Regions from separate parts of the Homo sapiens genome. Here region 2 is linked to region 1. The links are chromatin contacts, found by Hi-C or POLR2A ChIA-PET in ENCODE. All regions are on one chromosome and are shown on one strand. Each heading gives the region's core, a stretch centred on a gene start or an enhancer-like site at or near the end of the contact. The rest is flanking DNA. Distances are from core to core; before and after follow the strand shown. Region 1 has its middle 53 kb from the start of LINC02541. Region 2 overlaps LOC105377956 (a long non-coding RNA gene).

Region 1 (7,822 bases), core at 2,718-5,217:
AAACCATATCAACAGGTAGTTTATTCAGGGTCATAAATGAAGCTGTGAGGACTCCCTATTTCAGAAGTGATCTCAAACAAAGGGAAAATAAGTCTACATTTCACCAAGAAAATTTAGGTAAAATGTGCAAAATAATGTTTGGATTTTAAGGCATTTAGTCATTGGAAAAGTTTATTAAAGAGCAAGAATAAATCTCATTTCCTAGAGATCCTTAGAAAAATACAATGTTTATTTGACATAAAATACCACCTAGAGAAAAGAATCAATGTGCTTTTTTCCTCCAGCCACTTAAGCTAATCAACAATCAATTTGATTGACCATGTAATCATACTGACTTACTAATTAAGACCACTAGGAAAGCTGGAATATATTCAACCCCTGTGTCTATTGTTTTTCATCAGTAGGCACTTCCCAGGGGATATATCCTTTTGACTGTCTCCAGGACAGTGATTCTGCCATTATTTGACCCATGAACAACTTCAGTAGATCTTCAGTTATTTGTTCTAGAATTTGTCAGAATTCAGCTATCTGTGATCATAATTTTCAGTTGATGGCCACCACTATTTCCCCAAAAAATACTCAATAGAAGTGAGTTTGCCCTAGTGAAGAGTATTTTCTTTTTTTTTCTCAAGGGCACTAGGAATGAGATCAGTGCACATTGATTCCTGTAACATTTTGGTGACCTTTATAGATTAGTGACAATTAGTTGCCCAGCTGGCTGGTCCTACTCTTTTGTATTTATTTATTTATTTATTTATTTTTAATCCTGCTCCTTCTATAATGACTCTACTCTTAATGTGGTCATATAAACATGTTGTAAACAATAATGCTGCATAGCACTTGCCCAGGAGCCATGTAAGGGCTTCACAGGCCAGCTAAGACTCAGGCAGAGTGGCCAGGGGCATTTTGAAGAAGTGTGGGACTTGTGGTCTCAGACTCCTCCCCTACCTCCTTTATCATTCCCATGGAGACTGTAACATTCTCTTCTCTTTCCTGTGAATCATTGCTTGAGAGGCTTATCTTATTCCCTTTGCAAAGCACAGTGCCTGCAAAAGTAAGGGATTCATATTTGTTTGTTGGTTTTTGGTTTCTGTTTGTTTTAAAGAATGATGATGGATGCTCTAGTTGCTTTTAAAGAGTTAAATGATGTTTGCACTTGCTAAGAGGTCACAGTCTCCAGATGGTAATCTTTTCCACAGGGCTCAGGCTGAAGAGCCACACAGCCGGGCCCACCCTTTTCTTCCCTTCTATTCCCAAACTCCTCTGACAGCATGTTTTGTTAAGATTGGGACCATTAACATAGATTCTTTCCAACAGCAAACCAAAATTTCATGTTGGCAAAGTGTGAACTCAGTTCCGGGAAGGAAAAGTGAAGGATGTCTTGCTCTAGTTCACCTCCAGGAATTTCTGGTAGATCTATAAGCTACGTGAGACAAAGAACAGGTAAAAATTCCCTATTGTCGTGAAGAGATCAGGGATGCTTGTGTAATTCTAAACTACCTATTTTTGGTTCTAAGCACTCTATCTGTCTAAGTCTCTCCACACATGTTTTTCCCCACCTTCCTGTTCATGGACCTGCCATTACACACTCAGTCCATGTGTCATCCAGCATTAAAAGCAATTTATTTATTCATGCATCTTATCTGTGGTATGTGAGAAGTTCTGTATGAGATCAGGCAGAAGAGCGGTGCCAAAACATAACATCCATCATTATAACATCAAGACTTTTAAAAAATACTGTTGTGTGGTATCAGTGATAATTGGGCCTAATGATAATAACAAGTATTACATGGCAGTAGAGATATAGTATTCTATATGCAGAAAAGAATTTGGAAACGGGATTGAGGCAAGATGGTATGCATCTCTGGTTGGGATACGCTGGACAGACAATTACCATACATGCAATTACAAGTAAGGATGCTGGGTTCACACCTGGGCCTTGGGTGTAAGAATTGCCCCTTTCTGGTCTGCCTTTAGGGCAGCCTTGAAGCTAGTAAGGAAACAAGTCTTAAAAAAAGCCATTCTGTTATCATCTAGCGTTCAGCTTCAGAGGGGTTTCTATTGGGTAGCTTCTGATGTCCTTTCAAGGTCACAGCCTTCAACTGCCTTTGCCCATCACTACTTCCCAGAAAAGCTGAGTCTCCCATTCTTTCCCCAGATGCTATTTTCCTGATGCAACGTGGAAGGTAGAGTGGGATGGTAGGAAGGAGATGGCAAGAAGCAATCCCTCAGACTTTTTTTTTTGAGACAGAGTCTCGCTGTCACCCAGGCTGGAGTGCAGTGGCACAGTCTCAGCTCACTGCAACTTCTGCCTCCTGAGCAGCTGGGATTACGGGTGCCTACCACCACGTCTTGCTAATTTTTGTATTTTTAGTAGAGACGAGGTTTCACCATGTTGACCAGGCTAGTCTCCCGACCTCAGGTGATCCACCCACCTGGGACTCCCAAAGTGCTGGAATTATAGGCATGAACTACCACATCTAGCCCCTCAGATTGTTTTTTGAAATCATTTTCACCGAAAGTTTTATTTAGACACTGATATATGCAATGGGAGCAACCAGATTTATTCATTTGGAAAGGAGGAGGCAGCACTGTAGCTCTGGAGGAGAATCCACCCCAGATGCTGCTATTGAACTCGAAGACCTTACAATGGGGAGGGAGGTAAAGGCTTCTCTGAAAAGCACATTTCCTGTTCATAAAAGCTTCCTTGTATTGAGTGCCTATCAGGAGTTATCTAATTTAATCTGCATAATCGTTCTGTGATGTAGCTATTATTATCTCTATTTTATATATTGGGAAACTGAGATGCAGAATTCTTAAATAACTCACCCAAGATCTCATAACTAGTAAGTGGAAGAACTGGTATTCAAACCAAGAGCCCTTTATGTTCAAAGTGCATGTTTTTTTTCCAGAAAATAAACTGCCTCTTGGCTCATACTTCTTTGGGGGAAATGTTAGAATAATTTAATAAAACTGATTCTAAGCTTTGAGGCACTAAGAGAGTGATCTTTCCACAGTGTGCACAATTTGGATGTATTGGCCATGGGTAGGCCTGTTGGTGATAAAAAGAGGGTGCTGATTAATTCTTTCTCTAAACCCCATGAATCTGTAAGTTGGTCCATTTCACCCTTGCCCTTCTGGGGAAGTTAGGAACGAGGTAGTGTTGGTCACTGTTTTGTGGTGATGTACCCATGGTAAATGCAGAACTCTGAGGTTAGCCTGGCTGAGGGGTAACTCCTCTGGGATTCAGCCTCTTACTCATTACATAAATACAAAAGTTTGAGCAAGTCCCCATGTCTCTCCAGATGGGGCCAGGGGTGATGGCCCAACCTGAGTCTGGAATCCCACCTGCCCAAGAGTGACACCTGGGACGTTGATGAATACATTCTCTGTGCCAACGGCAAAGGCTGCACAGTGAGAAAAATAATCATTCTTCCCTAAGCAGTTGAAACCTGAGCTTTTCATTTCATGATACTAATCACCAAGTAAACAGCTCTTTTATGCTAACATCTGTGTGAGGGCTGCTTCCCACACCAGCCTCCTTCCGGCCTGCCTGTTCTCACTGAAATACCAGCAGCATCATGGGGACACTTAACCCTAAAGGTTATCCCTGGGCTCTCCCAGGGCCTATGACATGTTCCAGAGAGGCTTGGTCTTAGGGACTTTTCATTTCCTCAAGAGGGTAAGTGACTCCTTTGGTGTGCAAGATGTGTGAGCTGCCTTGGCAGCTGCTGAGACCCATTCAGAGACCTCTGTGCCATTTGCCTGGATTCTGGAGTTTCATACTCCTGAAAGTGCCTGGTTAATTTGCTGGGAGAACTGACTGCTTGAGCATAGCTCTTGGTTTGCTTTAACTTTCTTATTTGCCTGATATCAGCCAGTTCATGAAGCAGTTCACATATACCGTGCCAGATTTATAAAGTGTGAATTCAAGTCTGTCCTTGGCCTTCTCTGCCCAACCCCCACCATTTCCTTATTGTAGTTTCTCTTAAAACAGCCATGTTTCCCTTCTAAAACCCTTAGTAAATCCTGCCAGATTAATGAATGGGGGAAAAACGACAATTGCTTATACAATTTCATATGTAGGCTATAAGCAGTCCCTGTTCTCTGAGATCCTCCTCACCGTGTTCCTAACAGTCCAGGGCAGTTATTATGCTCCAGGTTTTATAAGAGGAAAAACAGAGAACATTCCTTTTCTTTTTCACTGCCAAAGGGGCGGGGTGGGGGGGATCCAACCCTGAAATTAAGTGAATTGAAAATGAAGTCAAAGGAACGGAGGCCTTCCGTTCTCTAAGCTCAACACTTTGTGATTTGCTTGATTACACTTCCCTCAGCCCCTCCCTCAAATCTCATAGGCACAGACTCATTACCCCATTAGGATTTGGCTGGGGAGGCCTAAGGGACAATGAGAACATACAAGAATCTGGCTGGGCTGCCAGAGTTAACAACTTCTCATGTGCAATAAAATCAGACAGCATTTTTGATGGACCACATTCTCATTGCATTCAAAGAGCCTTGGAAAGCTTCCATGGCTGCTAATTTCAAATAAGCAAACATCCCGGAGGGATGTGAGGCAAAGATGTGTCCTTTCGGCTCGCCCCTAACATTTGCAGGGCCCAGGGCAAGAGTACAAACGGAGGCCCACAAGCCATATGCCTAAATACTTAAAAGTTATGATGCAAGCTTGAACATTCTTAAGTAAAACATAAAATATGTTCTACCCTCCCTTCATGACAAATGTATTTTCATTAACTATCTAGAGGCTGGATTTGAATTTAGAGTTCCCTGACTCCTTGGAGTTTCATCCTGGAATTGGATGGCCAGGGAAATCGGGCCTCTCACTGCCTGGCCCACTGCCCTAGGTCCTGGGTCTACCCCCATCTTTTCAGACCCTACCCCCATCCTACAATGCATGGGACCTCTCAAACTCCACCACACGTGTCCAAGCTGCATTAACACCCTCATCAACAGCCACCTCTGGGACATCCCTTGGCCTAAAGGTGTGCCTAGTCAGGTCCTAAGAAGTTGGTTTTAGTTGATTGGGAAGGGAATTTTAGGGTCCTGGGAACTCAAAGCATGATTAAGGATGTGTTTGGGGTGGGGTGGGGGTATCGCTTTGGCCCCGTGGACTCTCCTTTTCATGAAGAGAAGTGCTGTTGAAAGAAGGCCAGGTTGCTTGCTCCCTTATAAGATGCAGAGCAGCATCCTCTCTTGCTTGGATTTATGGATGGTACATACACAGTAGGTCTTTCATTTTTTATTTTTTTGAGACAGAGTTTCACTCTTGTTGCCCAGGCTGGAGTGCAACGGTGTGACCTCAGCGCACTGTAACCTCCGGCTCCCAGGTTCAAGTGATTTTCCTGCCTTAGCCTCTGAAGTAGCTGGGATTACAGGCACCCACCACCACCCCCGGCTAATTTTTTGTATTTTTAGCAGAGGCGGGGTTTAACCATGTTGTCTGGGCTGGTCTTGAACTCCTGATCTCAAGTGATCCACCCGCCCCAGCCTCCCAAACTGCTGGGATTACAGGTGTGAGCCACCTACTGGCCTACAGTAGGTCTTTTATAAGGAAAGTTTCATCTAGAAAGTGGACACCTGCCACAATGTCTGCTGGTAGAGGAGCTGTAGGGCCAGGTACTTGCTTCATGCACTGAATGAGAATAGATGTCTAGCTGCAGTGATTCTATTCTGGATGGACAGTGACATCACCTGGGGAAGATTTCCCATGACTCTGCACAGATAGATTCTGATTTCTTTGGTTTAGGGTAGGGTGCAGGCACAAGTGTTTTCAAAAGGCTCCCCAGGTGTGATGGTTAATACTGAGTGTCAACTTGATTGGATTGAAGGATACAAAGTATTGATCCTGGGTGTGTCTGTGAGGGTGTTGCCAAAGGAGACTAACATCTGAGTCAGTGGGCTGGGAAAGTCAGACTCATCCTTAATCTGAGTGGCACAATCTAATCAGTTGCCACCACAGCTAGAATATAAGCAGGCAGAAAAATGTAAAAAGGGAGACTGGAGGCCGGGCATGGTGGCTCACGCCAGTAATCCCAGCGCTTTGGGAGGACAAGGTGGGCAGATCACCTGAGGTCAGGAGTTCGAGACCACCCTGGCCAACATGGTGAAACCCTATCTCTACTAAAAAGTACAAAAATTAGCTGGGTATAGTCGTGGGCACCTGTAATCCCAGCAATTTGGGAGACTGAGGCAGGAGAATCACTTGAACCCAGGAAGTGGATGCTGCAGTGAGCCAAGATCACGCCACTGCACTCCAGCCTGAGCAACAGAGCGAGACTCAATCTCAAAAAAAAACGAGAGAGGGACTGGCCTAGCTTCCCAGCCTACATCTTTCTCCCGTGCTGGATGCTTCCTGCCCTCAAACATCGAACTGCAAGTTTTTCAGTTTTGGAACTCGGACTGGCTCTCCTTGCTCCTCAGCCTTCAGATGGCCTATTTTGGGACCTTGTGGTCATGTGAGTTAATACTTAATAAACTCCCCTTTATTAAGTTTATTAATACTTAATAAACTCCCTTTTATATATATATATTCCATTAGTTCTGTACCGCTAGAGAACCCTGACTAATACACCAGGTGATTCTATGTGCAGCCAGGACTGAGAACCACTGGGCCCAACCTAATGACTTTGCTTCTCATACAGCATGGCATTAAATCTTTGTACCTACTTGAAAAGAACTCAAAGCCATTATGACCCCAGAAAGGTTCATTTCTAGAATAACATCTTCCATATTGTAACCAACAATTAAATCTGTGCTTACAGCAGCAAGACTTGTCTGCAAAGGTTCTGCTAGTGGTAGGCAGAAATCTTAACTGGCATCTCCTTTGTGCTTCATGCAAGGTAAAACTCAAAATATTTAATATTTAACAATCATTATAGCAATCAATCAATACAAACAGACTCCAACTATAAAATACAGGTTGCTGATATGGTTTGGCTGTGTCCCCACCTAAACCTCGTCTTGAATTGTAGCTCCCATAATTCCTATGGGTTATGGGAGGGACCCATTGTGAGATGATTGAATCATGGGGGCAGTTTCCCCCATACTATTCTTATGGTAGTGAATAAGTTTCATGAGGTCTGATGGTTTTATAAGAGGTTTCCCCTTTTGCTCTGATCTCTCATTTTCTCTTGTCTGCCACCATGTAAGACATGCCTTTTGCCTTCTGCCATGATTGTGAGACCTCCCCAGTCATGTGAAACTGTGAGTCCATTAAGCCTCTTTCCTTTATAAATTACCCAGTCTGGAGTAGGTTTTTATCAGCAGCATGAAAACGGACTAATACAGTTGGCTTTACCATTGCCTGATAAATTAATCTAGTTACTCCTCCCAGAAATCCTTTAAGATGTGCCTGTACCAGGTGACTTATAAGAAGGTGGGAGATCTGGGACTCAAACCCAGGTCTTTTGACTCCAAATCCTGAGTTCTGTCAACTCTACCAGACAGCTTTGCATAGCACTTCCGGTTGGCACAAACTGAGTTCTTTAGTCTAAAACATTGGCCTAAACCAGAAAACTTTAGAGAACTGTATTATCAGCCTCATTAAAAAAAAATACCACCCTCAAAATGTATCACCCAGTCTAAATCCATACAAACACAAAGGGGAAAACAACAGTTCAGAGCCTCTAGTTGAATGACAATTGTTTCTGGGACTAAGAAGTGGCTCTTTCATTCTGAAGTTGATACATATATTATGACATATACTTAGAACTGTGCTATCCCTTAGCAATGGCTCACACTCAAGACCTGCAACATGCAGGATCTGTGGTCATAAGCTTGTAGGTACACTGTGACCCGTGTAAGT
Region 2 (7,822 bases), core at 2,059-4,558, 480 kb after region 1:
ATTTCAGACTAATTCAAAACATCTCGTTTCTTACAGGCTTTTTACAATTCTAAGAATACACAAACACACACACACAGATAATTTTATGGGACAATTCCTAAATTTTTCTAAGAATTTAATTTACAATTTCCATGTCTTGTTAATCAATGTAAAAATCAGAGTGGAACTAAAATGATCTTACACTAATTCACAAGTTAAAGTTTTGCTATTAGGAGAACGATTTAGTTAATTCTATCTAGTAAATATATATCAAAGTGTAAGCTACTGAAAATTAATATTATATACTTGCATGGTAAATTTCAATGTTCACTGAGCTTATTTAAAGTTTTTATAATGGAATACACACACACACACACACACACACACACACACACACACATGCTCCTGGATATTTAGAATAACTTCCCAAAAGGCAAATTCATTTCTCAATAAAGGTATCTCAACCCAAATATACTAAACTTAAGTATTAACAGCTTTCTTTGTTATAATACTAATCATCTATGAGTAGTATAGAAACAATATTACATGTATTGTTTTGTAAGATTCTGCACATTGTAAAAATATTGGGGGATATCTACATTCTGTCCTGCTTTTAAATTTGTGGGACTGATTTTATGCCACACAAGATTCAATTTCATAGTCTTAAATGCCTCAGAAGTGTTCTAGAGATTCATTGCCTGAACAAGACACATTGTCAATCCCCACCCAGGCAACAGGTCCATGCTTAGTTATTAAATAGTCCCAGACAAAACAGTAACCATGGTGCTTTCCAGCTAGCTGTAAAATACTTGATTTTCTTGCAAGGAGTCCATTCTGATGTTAAGAATTCTTACAGTCAAGCCATAGCCTTGTACGGTTAGTTATTATCCTTCATGTTGGAACTAAATCTCACTTTTTCTTTTGTACCCTCAGTAAAAACAAACTTTCTGACACTTCTTAAGCTCTCAATATATTAATTGAAATGTATGAGCAAACAGTTATTTATAGTGTTTTGTTTCTGCACCTCTTTTGGTCACTATTTAACTATAAAGATGAATAGCTCAAATTAAGTTTTCCCATTTTATTTTCATTGCATTGAGCTCTGTTGAAATATACTAAATATAATATATATAGCAGCATACTAAGGTTGAGTATTTCATATATAAAATAGAGATGCTCAATTTCTTTCCTGCTTCTAAACCTGTAAACTTCCCTGTCTGTACTATCCTGATCTCCCTCCATTCTTTCTCTCTCCACCTCATATCTAATCTTCCTGCCAATGCACAGTATTTCACCCTCTCAGCTCCTAAGAGAACTTACTCCATCAGTGATCCTTCTTTTTCTCCTGGGATTGCACTTTCTTTCTCATTTATCTAAAGATATTTTTTCAATATCAAGTGTCTCCTGCCTTAAAACAAAAAGATGAGGAGTGTTCCACATTTGCTGTCTTTCTTTACTTCATTGTTAGTCCAACCTCAACTCACTGAAATCTAGACCCTTCCCTCATTTCATTTAAGCTGCTCATACAATCTCATTACTGGCCTCTTTACGGTACCTTTTCCAGTTTTCATCTTATTTGACTTCTCAGTGGCATTGACAGCACAACAAATGACTACATTTTCCTTGCTGGAATTTTGCCCATTAGGTCTCAGAAAAACCATTCAGTCTAGGTTTTCCTCCTAATTTGCTAGGTATTGCTTCTCAGGTTTGGATAGTCATATTTTTCCAAGCATTCCTTAAATACTGTTCCTTCCCTACCCCCAGAGTTCAATCCTGGGTCTTTATTTGCCCTCATCCTGTTAACTCTTTCTGTGAATTTGTCCTTACAGTTGGCTTTCACTGACACTGAAAGGGATGATGACTAAAGCAATTGAAATTTCAAGCCCAGGATTCCTTCCTGAGCCATTGGGGCATGCTGGAGTCCCACAGTACCAGAAGTACCTCTTGGCTGACCCCTCCAGCTTCTAGGAGGTAATTATTAAAGTTCTGACTCCAACTGGCCTGGTCTAACTCTTCACGGTTTGCTATTTTCTTTTTCCTTCTCAATTTTGTGTGACTTAAAAATAAAACTTTTATTTAACTTAATAAATCTATCAATATTATAATTTTAAATTCTATTTTATAAATATCAGAAAATATAAAGATTTCATTGAATTACCATGAGCAAAGATTATAACAATATAATGTAACACTTATTTTATTGTTTTCAAATAATATTTTCATATTTAGTCATTAAATCCACACAACCAACACGTAACTTTATTATTATTGTTTACTGTAGGGAATTTAGGCTTCTAGAGGTTTGGAGTCTTGCCCATGATCACACACTAGTAAGTGACAGAACAAGAAGCTGAAATATTAGAAAAAATTACATATCCTCACATAAATATTTTATGGTCTTTAACTGTCACCAATCACAAAGTCGTGCTCCAGGGTTGAGAGTTGTTTTTCTCAAAGATGCTACAAAGAAGGAAACATTTAGTTTCTTATTCCTTGCTGACTTTTATTTTTTTGATAGAAGAAATAATTTAGTCCTAAAGCATTAGAAAAAATGAAAAATTAAAGAGGGAAATGAAAGACCATGAATCACCTACAAAGTGAGTTTTATATTCTACATAGTCAAGAGTTAATAGCATATGTATGCTTTCTTTTGCATGAGAGTGAACAAATTACAAGCTGGACAAGATGTATCAAAATTCAAAAATAAATCTTAATTTTTTATAAAGGATTTAAAAGCTACTTCTGCAAGATTCAGACAAATTGCTTGTCCTCAGTGCATTTTGCTCAGTTCTCTCATATGGTGATGGCCTTTTGACATTGGCTTTAAGGGCCTTTGCTGATCTTACCACTCGTTCCATATGTTTAAACAAAGCATGTGGTTTTGCCAGCATCCTGCCACAGACAGGGAAACATAATCTCTGAATGAGGCAGGAGCCCAGAGCCCAGAAGATCTTCAGTTATGCTGGGACGAGACTCCCGTCTAGCAATGAGGGGCAGTAACATTCCTCCCTGGCGCCTGCTGAAACAAATTTCAAGAATGGTAACAGTCTTGTTTTAAGGTTTTAAAACTATCAGTCTGGGATCAGCAGCCTTTTCTAAGAAGCTGTGGATGCCAAATTCCAGCTGTCACAACTTGCTTCTGTGAGAACCTCTGCTCAGTTGGTCAGAGACTTGGAAGACGAACCTCGTTAAGACTGTGAGCCACAGCTCTTTTCAGACAGACCAAACCCAAACCACAAATCGCCCTCTTGAAAACCCCAGCCTTTCCTTCTTGGTTTGGAATACAGGGTTAACACAAGGTTATCTGTAGGTTAGATGTGAGCACCCAAACAAAATATTTAGCCAACTATATGACTAGTTTGTGGTTTCAGGTTTTTATTTCAAAATATTTGCAGCCCATTAATCACTATCATGAAAGAGTCTTCATCAAGGAGTTCACACTCAGTTCATTTATTAGGCTACAGAATCAGTATTTATATACTTGTATCACAAAGAGAAAAAAATAATTGACCAAATTGAATCAGAAACATGTCTAGGATTTGAGGCCTTCAAGCAACATTTTTTTCTCTTTACAAGATTTTCAGTTATCCAATCGTGACTGCAGAGTGGGTGACATTGGTTCTCTTAGGGAAGGAAAGGTAAGGTTTCAGCTCCACATGCGCTTTCTCAAGACCAGAACCATGACTAATGAATTGCTCAACAGGAAAAATAGCTGATCTTCAAAGAGTTGAGAATGTGTAGCTGTAGTGAATATTACACATAAATAATGTTTATTGGACTTGAGTGATCTCTCATTACACTCCTTAAAAAGAATTTCCTGAATTATTTTTATGGGCAATTAAGTCATAGTTAACAATAATTAAATGCTTAATATGTGAGGGCACTATTTTGAGTCTTTTACTTGCATTAATGCATTTAATTCTCACAATACTACTTTGTGGTTGCTATTTGCATTATGCCTATTATATCGATAAATACTAGCCTAGAAAAGTTAAATAACTTGCCCAAGATCTCATAGCTAGAAGGTAGAAGGACCAGAATTTATCTTTGATGTTATAATTTAAGCAATAGATGGAAGGTCATGTTTTCTACTGTGGAACTTACTGTGTCTTTTGGCTTCTCCTCCAAAATGTGTAGGGGGCTACCTACACAATAGGTGTCTGCCTATGAAATAATAGTACGATTGGATTTTTGGTGATGTGGCTTCTTCCATTAGTACAGTTTGTCACTTTTAGTAAGTCAAGTGCAGTGTTGATACTCTGGGTCAGTGTTTTCTTTGGACCACTGGGGTAGGAATTAGAAGCCCTCAGTAACAGATTCACCTCTGCCATCAACAAACTCTATATCCTTAACTAGTCTTTTAACCATTTTGAGCCTCTGTGTCTCCTCTCTACCTGAAGGTAATAAGTCTTGCCCTGTCCCGGCCAAAGAACAGAATCCCGGACATATCAGTGACAAGAAGTTTGTTAAAGTAATATGTCCATAAAAATATTATATGGATATATGTTGTTATTAATTTTTTATTAAATAAACACCAAGCAACCTTAAAGCCATGGGAGTGAGTTAAACAAAAAGTTTAAGTAGCTATTTCTTATACGGCAGGAAATTTTGCCAAATGTCATTGTGTTTAATTTTGTTGAAGTACTACTTATCTATTTTTGCTTTAGTGCTTTTGGTGCTGTATCTAAAAACTCATTACCAAACAAAAAGTAACCTAGATTTTCTCCTAGATTTTCTCCTAGAATTTTATAGTTTTGAATTGTACATTTAGGTCTATGATTTAGTTAGAGTAAATTTTTTTGAAAGGTGTACAATGTGTGTTTATTTACTTATTTTTTTTTTTTTGTTTAACTTTTATTGTAAGTTCAAAGGTACAGATGCAGGTTGGTTATATAGGTAAATTGTTTGTCCAGGTGTTTGGTGTACAGAAGGTTTCATTCCCCGGGTAATAAGCCTAGTACCTGATAGGTAATTTTTCAATCCTCTCCATCCTCTCATCCTCCACCCTCAAGTAGGGCCCAGTGTCTGTTGTTCCTTTCTTTGTGTCCATGTATACTCAATGTTCAGCTCCCACCTACAAGTGAGAACATTTGGAATTTGGTTTTCTGTTTCTGTGTTAGTTCACTTAAGATAATGGCCTCCAGCTTCATTCATGCTGCCGCAAAATACATGATTTCATTCTTTTTTATGGTTGTGTAGTATTTCATGGTGGATATGTACCACATTTTCTTTATCCAGTTCACTGTTGATGAGCATGTAGGTTAATTCCATGACTTTGCTATTGTGAATAGTGCTGTGATGAGCATATGCATACATGTGTTTCTGTGGTAGTACAATTTATATTCCTTTGAGTCTATACCCAATAAAAGTATTGCTAGGTCAAACGGTACTTGGTTTAAGTTCTTTGAGAAATCATCACACTGGTTTTACACTAGCTGAACAAATTAACATTCACATCAGCAGTGTGTAAGCATTGTCTTTTCTCCATAACCTTGCCAGAATCTCTTATTTTTTGAATTTTTGATAATAGCCATTCTGACTGGTGTGAGATAGTATCTCATTGCAGTTTTGATTTGCATTTCTCTACTGATCAATGATGTTGAGCTTTTCTTTATTTGCTTGTTGGCCATGTGTGTGTCTTCTTTTCAAAAGTATCTGTCATGTTCTTTGCCCACTTTTTATTGGGGTTCCTTATAAATTTGTTTAAGTCCTTTACAGACTCTGGATATTATTTTTTTGTTGGCAGGATAGTTTGAAAATATTTTCTCCCATTCTGTGGCTTGTCTGTTTACTCTGCTGATAGTTTCTTTTGCTGTGCAGAAGCTCTTGAATTTAAGTAGGTCTCATTTGTCAGTTTTTGTTTTTGTTGCAATTACTTTTGGCATCATCGTCATGAAATCTTTGTCAGGGCCAATGTCGAGAATGATATTTCCTAAATTATCTTCCTGTGTTTTTATAGTTTTAGGTTTTCCATTCAAGTCTTTCATCCATCTAGATATGACATTTGTATATGGTATAAGGAAGGGGTCCAGCTCTAATCTTCTGTATGTGGCCAATACATATAGTACCCCGGGACTATTTATTGAATAGGGAGTCCTTCTCCCATTGCTTGTTCTTGTTTACTTTGTCAAATATCAGATGGTTGTAAGTGTATGGCTTAATTTATGGGCTCTCTATTCTTTTCTATTGATATATCTGTCTATTTTGTACCACTACCATACTGTTTTGTTTGTTGCAGCCTTGTAGTATAGTCTGACATCATATAACATGATGCCCTCCAGCTTTGTTATTTTGCTTAGAATTGCCTTGCCTATTTGAGCTCTTTTTTGGTTCCATATGAATTTTAAAATAGGTTTTCCTAATTCTGTGAAGAATGTCATTGGTAGTTTGGTAGGAATAGCATTGAATCTGTAAATTGCTTTGGGCAGTATGGCCATTAAAATGATATTGACTCTTCCTATCCATGAGCATGGAATGTTTTTCCATTGTATGTGTCATCTCTTGATTTCTTTTAAAAGTGTTTTGTAACTCTCTTTGTAGAGATCTTTCATCTCTCTGGTTAGCTGCATTCCTAAGTATTTTATTCTTTTTGTGGCTATTGTGAATGGAATTGCTTTCTTGATTTGGCTCTCAGTTTGGATGTTCTTGGTATATAGAAATGCTACTGATTTTTATGCATTGATTTTGTATCCTCAAACTGCTGAGGATATTCATCTGCTTAAGGAGCTTTTGGGTAGAGGCTATGGGATTTTCTAGGTATAGAATTGTATCATCTGTGAAGAAATAAAATTTGACTTCCTCTCTTCCCATCTGGATGCCTTTTCTTTCTTTCTCTTGCCTGATTGCTCTGTCTATAACTTCCAGTATTATGTCGGAAGTGGTGTCATTGTGGTGTAGGAGTGGTGAGAGTGGGCATTCTCATCTTGTTCTGGTTCTCAAAGGGAATGTTTCCAACTTTTGCCCACTCATTTTGATGTTAGCTGTGGGTTTGTCATAATAGCTTTTATTATTTTGAGGTATGCTCCTTTAATGCCTAGTTTGTTGAGGGTTTTTCACATGAAGGAATGTTGAATTTTATTAAAAGTCTTTTCTGCATTTATTGAGATATAATGTGGTTTTTGTTTTTAGTTCTGTTTACATAGTGAATCACATTTATTGACTTGTGTATGTTGAACCAACCTTGCATCCCAGTAATAAAGCCTCCTTGATCATGGTGGATTAGCTTTTTGATGTGCTGCTGGATATGATTTGCTCATATTTTGTGGAGGATTTTTGCATCTATGTTCATCAATAATATTGGCCTAGAGTTTTCTTTTTTGTTGTTGTTGTGCCTCTGTCAAGCTTTGGTTTCAGGACAATACTGGCCTCACAGAATGAGTTAGGAAGAACTTTTTCCCCCTCATTTTTTTTTTTTGGAATAATTTCAGTAGGAATGGTACCAGCTCTTTACGCATCTGGTAGAATTTGGCTGTGAATCCATCTGATCCTGGGCGTTTTCTGGTTGGTAGGCTTTTTATTAGTGATTCAATTTGAGGAATCATTATTGTTCTGTTCAGGGATTCAATTTCTTCCTGGTTCAACCTTGGGAAATTATATGTTTCCAGGAATCTATCCATTTCTTCTAGATTCTCTAGATTGTGTGCACGGGTGTGCATGGAGGTGTTCATAGTCTCAGAGTTTTTTTTTTATTATTTTTCTGTGGTCAGTGGTAATGTCTCCTTTGTAATTCTGAGTGTGTTTATTTGGATCCTCTCTTCTTTTTTGTTTTTAGTCTAGTTAACTGTCTATCAATTTTATTTATTTTTTCAAATAACCAACTCTTTGATCCATTGATCTTTTGTAT

The links. A loop is a pair of places that touch in the nucleus more often than their neighbours do. ChIA-PET counts read pairs that join two places held with the same protein, here RNA polymerase II (POLR2A).
Region 2: a map of mammary epithelial cell shows a loop between it and region 1 (3-fold over the local background). The contact joins two enhancer-like sites. A Hi-C loop is called at or near these places in 1 of 168 maps with a recorded cell type or tissue (mammary epithelial cell). POLR2A ChIA-PET finds 5 or more read pairs at or near these places in 1 of 52 experiments (PC-9).

The regions. Positions count from the first base shown.
Region 1 is chr6:113,592,781-113,600,602 of GRCh38, reverse strand. No RefSeq gene overlaps it. Among named protein-coding and RNA genes, the nearest start is that of LINC02541, 53 kb to the left of the region's middle. RefSeq lists an enhancer at 3,521-3,700. Within about 2 kb of position 3,967, at least 11 of the 41 ENCODE cell types and tissues checked have a DNase peak (open chromatin) inside an H3K27ac peak, as active enhancers do; they include PC-9, where a contact is called at or near this core.
Region 2 is chr6:113,116,242-113,124,063 of GRCh38, reverse strand. It overlaps LOC105377956 (a long non-coding RNA gene), which reads left to right. Exons shown (of 4, transcript XR_942894.1): 4 at 1,809-1,942. Among named protein-coding and RNA genes, the nearest start is that of LINC02518, 310 kb to the left of the region's middle. Within about 2 kb of position 3,308, at least 7 of the 41 ENCODE cell types and tissues checked have a DNase peak (open chromatin) inside an H3K27ac peak, as active enhancers do; they include PC-9, where a contact is called at or near this core.